Linked DNA regions of Mus musculus: regions 1 and 2 are each linked to region 3. A link is a loop called in an ENCODE intact Hi-C map of the cell type or tissue named here. Cell type or tissue: heart. All regions are shown on one strand.

Region 1 (2,500 bases), 110 kb before region 3:
ACAGTTATATAGTTGTGAATGTCTTCTTCCCAATACATGAAAAATACATTAACTATACAATTATGGGCTATGCAGCTGAAAATGTTTTTGATGGTCCTTATTATTCTAATCTGATTCTTTTTTGTTCCCTCCCTTTTCTGTAACCCAGAGTCTAGTGCTTGCTAGGCAAGTGCTCTGGGTGCTGACTGTGAACTCAATCTTCAATCCCTTACATTTGTTTTCTTAAATTGCTTGAGTGGTATTTAGAGTAGATTCTAGTTTAAAAGGCACAAGAAAAAAGAATAGGAAATCTTTCTATTCTTGTTCCCCACCTACTTAGGGCTCCTGAAGCAAACGAGGCTATAAACAACTTACATTCCTGTAATAACTCCCCCCACAACCAAAATCCAAACATGTTAATTAAATATTTGATGCCAGTATGGGCCTCAAAGATGCTTTATTAGGGCCAGTTCGATTAGGGCATGTCAGAATCTTTGCATCAAACCGCATTAAAAACAAAAGGCAGTAGTTTAGGAGCTGTTAATGTTGATGGCCCAATAGGTCATTTCAATCCAAGAACTCTGCTTTTTCAGACTAGGGGGTGAAAAAGTATGAGAACTCAAGGGATGAGATTTTCGTTCCTCAAAAGGTGACATGGTTTTTGAAAGGCTGTTTTGAGGACTGAATCGCGTGGTTGGACTTTGGCTAGTCAAGCAGTGAGCTGATCAGCCCGGCTCCCTGCCAGGCCTCGTGGTTCTTGCATAAACCTCGGGCGGTTAGTTCTAACCCGACCTGGATTCCAGCGCAAGGCGTCACCCGGAGTTCCCCGCCCTCATCGGCCCTCTCCCGGGAGGGTGCAAGACACTTCGCGGCTCTTCGGCCTCGGATCGCTGCGGGCCACTCAGACACACAGCCTTCGCTAGGGCCTCACTCTGCAAGCCAATCATCTGCGGATCAGGCTGGGGCAGTCCAGGGTGGCTTCTCCACCGCACCCAGGGCTTCCAAAAGCCGTCCCTCCCTCATCTTCCCCGTTCCTAATAGGGATGATGTATCACGCGGTTCAGAACGACACTCAAAAACTGGGCAATTCTCCCAACCCAGCAGAGGCAGGCTGCGCGACTCCGCGAGAGGGGCGGGGCCGTGACGGGCAACATCACAGCCCAATAATATTTCTTTACCTCCGAGTATGGGCCAATGAGGCATGGGAGGCGGGACTTCCGCTTGCCCGCTGTTGTGGTCCCTTCTCCGACTTGCTTGGGTAGGGGCTCAGTGCGGATACTCAGTCATGAAGTCCGGGTAGCGACTTCTCTTGGGTGGCCGTGAGCCTAGGTTCCGGGGGCGGACTTCAGGTAAGAACCAGCGTGGCTCCGCAGCGGTAGGCGGGGGTTGTCGGGCCTGGCCGGGAGAACACACCCACTCCGGCCTGGGTGCGGTAGCCCGAGGTGGGGACGGTCGGGCTCCTCTGCTACGTGCAGTGACAGCACAGGCCCGTGCGGGAGAGGAGTCCTTAGCATCCCATCCTGCGGGCTGGTAGATCTGAAGTTGTCGGGCTATGGATTTTGCTTCCCACGGCCCCTTCCAGAGGTCCCCGTGGCCTGGAAAGATACTTGGAAGACTTCTCTAGTCCAGGACTTGCCTCTTAAGTCCTCGGCGAAAATACTCTCGGGCTGTTTTGTCTTTAAAAAGAAGAAGAAGAAAATCTCATCGCTTGCTTCCTTCCTTTTCTCACCCACTCCCCTTTCCTTCCGTAAAAGCTCAGCTCACAGGCTTGGACGTGACCTTGCTAGGGCCACATACTGCCTTTTTTTTTTTTTTTCCTACCCAATGTTGGAAGTCCGAACTTTTTTGCAAGGACGCTTATTGAATTGATCTGCCCCTGAGAGGGAAACAACTTTGCTGCATGTTCTCTGCTTGCTTATGGTCAATTGCCCTATTTTCTTCTAATCTGGCAGTAGTTAATTTCCATAACTCCCATTTTAATCTTCAATTTCAGCACCGTGGGCAGCTGCTATAGGCTGATGTCTGCCCCAAACCTGCCTGGATTATACTGTTTTCTACCAGTGATGCAGCAGTTCCAGTGGAAACTGCGTTCCTTTCAGCAGTGCCCAGAAGACAGCTGCACTTTCTGATACAATACAGTAAAGTGGCCGTGCCTCCCAAGAGCCAGTAGAGACAGGCTATTTAAAGATTTAGGGAAGAACTTTTGAGAGTTTAATTGGCCACAGGGTCATTGTTTATTTATTTGAGACATGGTCCTTACATGTAGCCCAGTCTGATCTCAGACTTCCATTCTTTTGCCTCAGCTTACTCAGTACTGGAATTACTAGCCATCAAGCCTTGTTTAAAGACAGTTTTTAATGGGTCAAAAAGAATTCATTTCAGAGGACTGTGGTCTTTAAATAGGAGTTGAGTGTGGAGGGCCACAGGGATTCATTAATAGACTTTTTTCTTCTTTTTATAATCTATGGCCATAGAGTTAATTTCAGGTATAGTTTTTTTTTTGTTTTTGTTTTTGTTTTTA
Region 2 (2,500 bases), 680 kb after region 3:
AGGTACTGGTATCGTTCAGTCCTGTTCTAGTATCCAGATGTTCACGATGTTCGCTAAGTTTTTTGCAACACTATCGATAATAAAGTTACAATGCAAATCAGAGATATTTGGTGCTTAATTTCTTCTAAGGGATCATTAGGAAGATCTAATTTCTCTCTCTCTCTCTTTTTGATCTTCAATGAGCATAAATCAAGGTAAGAGAAATTTCTGGGGCACCACCCTCTGTGGTACAAGTTATCCAGTTCACTAGAAACAATTCTCTTAGCAGGTGGGTTGAGAACCACGCGGGTAGGTAGGACTCGCCACTCATCCACGTCATTCCAAACCGCGAGAGCCCCCCAAACACTTACCAGAGCCACAGACAACAAAAATGAAGAGGGCCAATAACCAGGGTCCTACCGACGCCTTTTCTTCGGGGGCATTTCTCTGCAAAAAGAAAAAACCCGGTTTCAAATGCAGAGAAAGCACTCTCGGATCCCGGGCTCCCAAGGCCTGCACCCCAGGCCAGGTGGCCGGCCGGCCGACTCACAGATCTCTCCCCCCACCCCAGATTCCACCGCAGCGGGAGTCCGGAGTCAGGCGGGTCTGGGGAGAACTCGCCGCGGCCCCGGCCGGGCGCGGGGCGCGGGCCTCGGCTCCCGGCCACGACATGGAGCGGGGTGCCCACTTTCCCTTACCGAGGTCTTAGCGACGTTGCCGCGCTGAGTTATGTTCTTGCTGTGCTTCTCGTTGGCCATACGGATCCTCTGCTTGGCGACCATTTTCGCAGCGCCACCTGCCCCAAGAACCTCTCGGACTCGCTCGCTCGCCGGTCCCGGGCCACCGGGAGGGAGGCTCGGCTCTGATCGCGGTGCCTACGCCGTCTACAGCCACTGGGCCGGGACGCGGAGCGCTGGAACACCGGCAGCCGCCGATCGCGGCGGTCTGAGCAGCCTTTGGGGCGGCGTGCCGGGGAGAGCGGGCCGCAGGGCCGAGAGGCAAGAGTCCAACCACCGGACAGTGCAACCGGCAACCTCGAACTAGTTCGGGTTCGGCTGCCAACGTCAGCACTGGGCAGACCCCGCCCCGCGGAAGTGTGGACTCCGCCCGCTCCGGAGAGGGAGGGCGAGCGCCGGCCGCCACCGCAGCCAGGCTCTTCCCCGCTCCGGAAAACGAGGAGCCAGAGCTGCGCGTGCGCGCTCGGGAACCAGACGTGGATTGGCCCCGAGGCTGGCGGCGCCGGAAACACCGACTCGCAGACTTTGCGCTTGGGGAGACGTGTAGAGGCCGGGTTCGGCCTTTCTTGAACTCTCACCCCAGCGCGTGGGTTTCTCTTTCCGGGACAAGATGGCGCCGTCCACACCGCTGTTGACAGGTGAGTTCCAAAAGAGCGAGAGACTCTTCCTTTACGGTGATTTCTTTCTGTGTCTTCGCGCTGGAGAATTCCTTAGCAAGCCTTGGAAGTCCGTCTTGCCTTTCCTCCTGGAAGGACCAAACTGTCTTTTAGTTTATTTGGTAATAGCATCCCAATGGGAAGTGAAGTCTCCGTCCCCAGTAGTCCCTCCTCCCAGTTATCCATCCATCGTTCTTCATCTTCCATAGGAATAGACAGGTAACAGAAAGTATTAGTTTGATGTGTGACCTGTGGTCTGCAATGCCGGGTGTTGCTTGGACCCTTCTTAATAGAAGAAACAAGACTCTTCACACCGAATTCATCTGAACTTAAGTATTATTAAAAATTATATGCTCCCTTATTGTTATGAGGTTTGTGGGAGTTGATAGGGAGCAAGACATTGCTAGTGTAGGTTAGGTTTCATGCTGAAGATGTGGCTTAAGGTGGCGACAGTGAGCAGGATAATGATAGTCTAATGTTTTCGATTGAAACAGCTGTGAGACAGTATTTAAGAAGTAGAACATGAGAAGACGCTAGGAATTTAAAGCTGACACATATTGTGGTGCTTAAACAACAACAACAAACTTGGACAACACTGGGAAAGGTGCTATACTATGTTATGGCTTGGGTATGTAAGTTTGAATAAACAAAAGATTCAAGTAGAAAAGAAGTGGGAAAGAAAAAAATCGTTGATAACAATGTAAGAAGAAAGATAGCATCATTAGGACGAATGTCTTATTTTTGAGAATTGGAAGTTATGTCCTCCTGAGACACGGCAAAGCTTTTATACTTCTGCCAGTCTAGGAATATACATTTTTAAGAGCCATGCTTATCCTGTTCAGATAGACTATCATAATTTATTCGCCAGATAGTTATGAGGTGCTAGTTGCAATCTTCTAAACACTGCCAGATAGTTGAGATTGTTTTCTTTTGTTTAGATTATTTATTTATTTATTTATGCGTCTGTATCTGAGCGTGTGCACAGGAGTACAGGCCTTAAGAGGCCCAGAAGAGGGTGTGGGCTTCCCTGGGGCTGGAGTTAGAGTTGTGAGCCTCACCTTAGATGAGTGCTGAGAACTCTATTTATTTCTTCTTAAGAGAAGCAAGTACTCTTAATGCTGAGCCATC
Region 3 (2,500 bases):
ATCTCCAAGTAAAGACTAATTAGACACAAAGATAACTAAGTGACTGGCACAGACTAACAACCATCTATCCCACAGCATCGTAACGCGTTGGACTGAGGCACCTTTTCATTTTTAGGTTTACCAAAGCTGTCATAATTTAGAGTAGTCAGATGAGGCTGCATATGCACCACTCTAAAGTAGACAGGCTGAAAGCAGTGCCACCTTTCAGTGCTGAGCAGTTCACAAAAACCACCTTAATAGCCATTATGAACCAATTTTCAATTTAAACCATTAAAGAAACCCTAGTTGTAATATGACATGCAACTTTTAAGGAGAAAAAAAAAAGCCTACTCACCTCTCCCGGCCCTGCCAACAGCAACGTTGTATGTTGGCTCCCCACCTTGACTCTTTGTCCGGATGTCCATTGTGCAGTCACCATCAACGTATAGGCTATCTCTGATCACAGAACACTTCTTTGCTCCAAGAGTCAAACCGTTGGTAAAGAAACCTTCCCGGTCTTTTCCTACAATCATATCTATTTCTACTGGCTGGCCACCCAAAACAAAGAAGAAAAAAATTACAGTTAATCAGAATCTGATACAACAAACTGTGTGCTACCGTAGAATCAAGATAGCTGTTTTTATTATTACCTATTCCTTCGTGGTTACATGATTTACACATTAGTTTGCTTTTGCAGCGAACAGTGAGGCCTGCTAACTAAAAGCCAGTGTGTATCAACCATACAGAGAGTTTCCCTAAATAGTTGGCAGTTGACACTAGGTGCAAACTGAAAACGAGTTATTTATAAACTATCTCAAGTCAGGTGCTACTTGAGGTGCTTATGTAATTGTAAAGATTCAGGTATAAGCTCTTGTATACAACAGCTTGACTATCATATTTTGCCACATTAGTCATGTTGCATCAAATTTAAAGTTGGGTAAAGTCGATCCAGATGGGCCTGCTTACATCTCTGTTTCAAGCAGCTTGAAATGTCCCTGGTAGTATGAACCTCAGTTACCACAGACTGTGGGACATCTCCAAATTCATATTTCCCTCCTACTTTTCTAGCCACCACTCTTTTCTCTCCAACTTGCCTTGCCCTTCCATTCAATAACCTGCTTTCCTTCTGGACAAATGCAGAGTGATTCTGTCTACAGCACTGCGGTAGCAACAGCAAAATCAGAGAGAAAATGGAGGGGCATTGGTAAAGAAAGTGAGGTAGCCACCAGAACCGGAAAAGAGAATCTGTTCATTCTAACGTTCCATGAATAAGAAGGAAGGCGTCGCCCCCATCAGAACTGCAGAGTCATAGCAGGCCCCAGCCATTTCCAAGCATACTCCCGCAATATTCTTAAGCCAGACAGCGGGAACTCACACACAAAGACAAGACTGCAGAAAAAAAAGTTAATCACCAAATGTCAATTCGCTATAGGAACTGTGGCCTCCCACATGGGGACAGGAGATCTTAAAGCACTCCTGTCACAGACTGAATCCACACTAATTTGTTAAACCACATTAAGTAGTAAAATGCTGAGCACCTGTGATATGGGACTTGAATTCTGTTATGTGGTAGGGGAGGGAGTGGGAGTGGGGAGCAAAGAAATTAAGAGAATGGTCCTGTACTTGATACTGGTGTCAAAATCTTAAAGAGCATTGCATAGAAACAAGCATAACAATAAGCAGTGTTGGAGACTGGTTGACGAATATTCTCCAAATGTGTGGCAACCCAGTCAAAAGCCATCAAGTCACATGAAAAGGAGGCACCGTGAAGCATAAATCGGTATTAGTTCTTTTACTACCATCACTAAAGAGGGAGTGACTTGGAGAAGTGTTATCCCCCTCCAGCGACTCCCCAGATTTTTTTAAATCACCCTTAAACCATCCCCTTTTTAGAGCTATGTTGCGTAACTGGGGATAACAGTATATCGATGAATCTCTATAGGTGGAGAAGAGAAATCAATGGCAGTTCGCCATCTTGGAGGAAAAAAAAAAAAAACTATAGAACCACAAGCTGAAGTAGATTCACCATTCCACCTACGTGGTCCGCGTACCTTTCTCTCCAGCCTAGGCGGCCTGGACACCCGCAAGCCTACGCAAAGTCACTCCATTAATTCCCGGGATCCGGCCACTGCCGCCTCCCACATTCCGCGCTCACAACCGAACCAGATCCAGGGCCAGCCTGCCGCCCAGATTCCCCCCGCCCACACCCGGGGACCCGCACTGCAGCCCGCAGGGCTCCCCGAACGCCGAGGGCCTCCCGGGGAGGCGTCCCCTCCTCCACCCTGGCAGCCGCAAGCCGGGGCGCCGCCGGGGCGAAGAGTCCGGCCGCCCCGCCCCCGCGCGGCCTCGGGCAGCATCCCCAGGCTCAGCTGCCCGCAACCGGGCTCCGGCTGCATCCCCTTCCTCGCGGGCGGGCGAGGAAGCCGGCGGTACCCTTCCCTTCAGCCCTAGCCGCATCCCTTCCTCGCGGGCGGGCGTCCCCTTCTCAGAGGCCCGCCGCACACCTGCCGGCTTGGCGCCC

What was found. Peaks named below come from ENCODE experiments on the same cell type or tissue, not always from the same donor. Only the 100,000 strongest peaks of a DNase experiment are listed, where the experiment ranks them.
Region 1: it touches region 3 in a loop (3.0-fold over the local background); 5 of 42 quality-filtered maps call a loop at or near these places.
Region 2: it touches region 3 in a loop (4-fold over the local background); 3 of 42 quality-filtered maps call a loop at or near these places.

Annotation. Positions count from the first base shown.
Region 1 is chr3:57,734,873-57,737,372 of GRCm38, forward strand. It overlaps Rnf13 (ring finger protein 13), which reads left to right and starts at 1,185. Exons shown (of 10, transcript NM_001113413.3): 1 at 1,185-1,328. In heart, no CTCF peak of the experiment used is centred here; a DNase peak (open chromatin) is centred at 1,029; H3K4me3 peaks cover 2,147 bases; H3K27ac peaks cover 2,028 bases.
Region 2 is chr3:58,524,733-58,527,232 of GRCm38, forward strand. Serp1 (stress-associated endoplasmic reticulum protein 1) reads right to left here and starts at 1,152. Exons shown (of 3, transcript NM_030685.3): 1 at 678-1,152; 2 at 351-426. The coding sequence starts at 761. It overlaps Eif2a (eukaryotic translation initiation factor 2A), which reads left to right and starts at 1,089. Exons shown (of 14, transcript NM_001005509.2): 1 at 1,089-1,354. The coding sequence starts at 1,327. In heart, no CTCF peak of the experiment used is centred here; a DNase peak (open chromatin) is centred at 1,159; H3K4me3 peaks cover 2,500 bases; H3K27ac peaks cover 1,796 bases.
Region 3 is chr3:57,844,840-57,847,339 of GRCm38, forward strand. It overlaps Pfn2 (profilin 2), which reads right to left. Exons shown (of 3, transcript NM_019410.3): 2 at 335-527. Among named protein-coding and RNA genes, the nearest start is that of Pfn2, 1.7 kb to the right of the region's middle. In heart, a CTCF peak has its summit at 1,275; DNase peaks (open chromatin) are centred at 2,212 and 2,472; H3K4me3 peaks cover 1,531 bases; H3K27ac peaks cover 1,031 bases.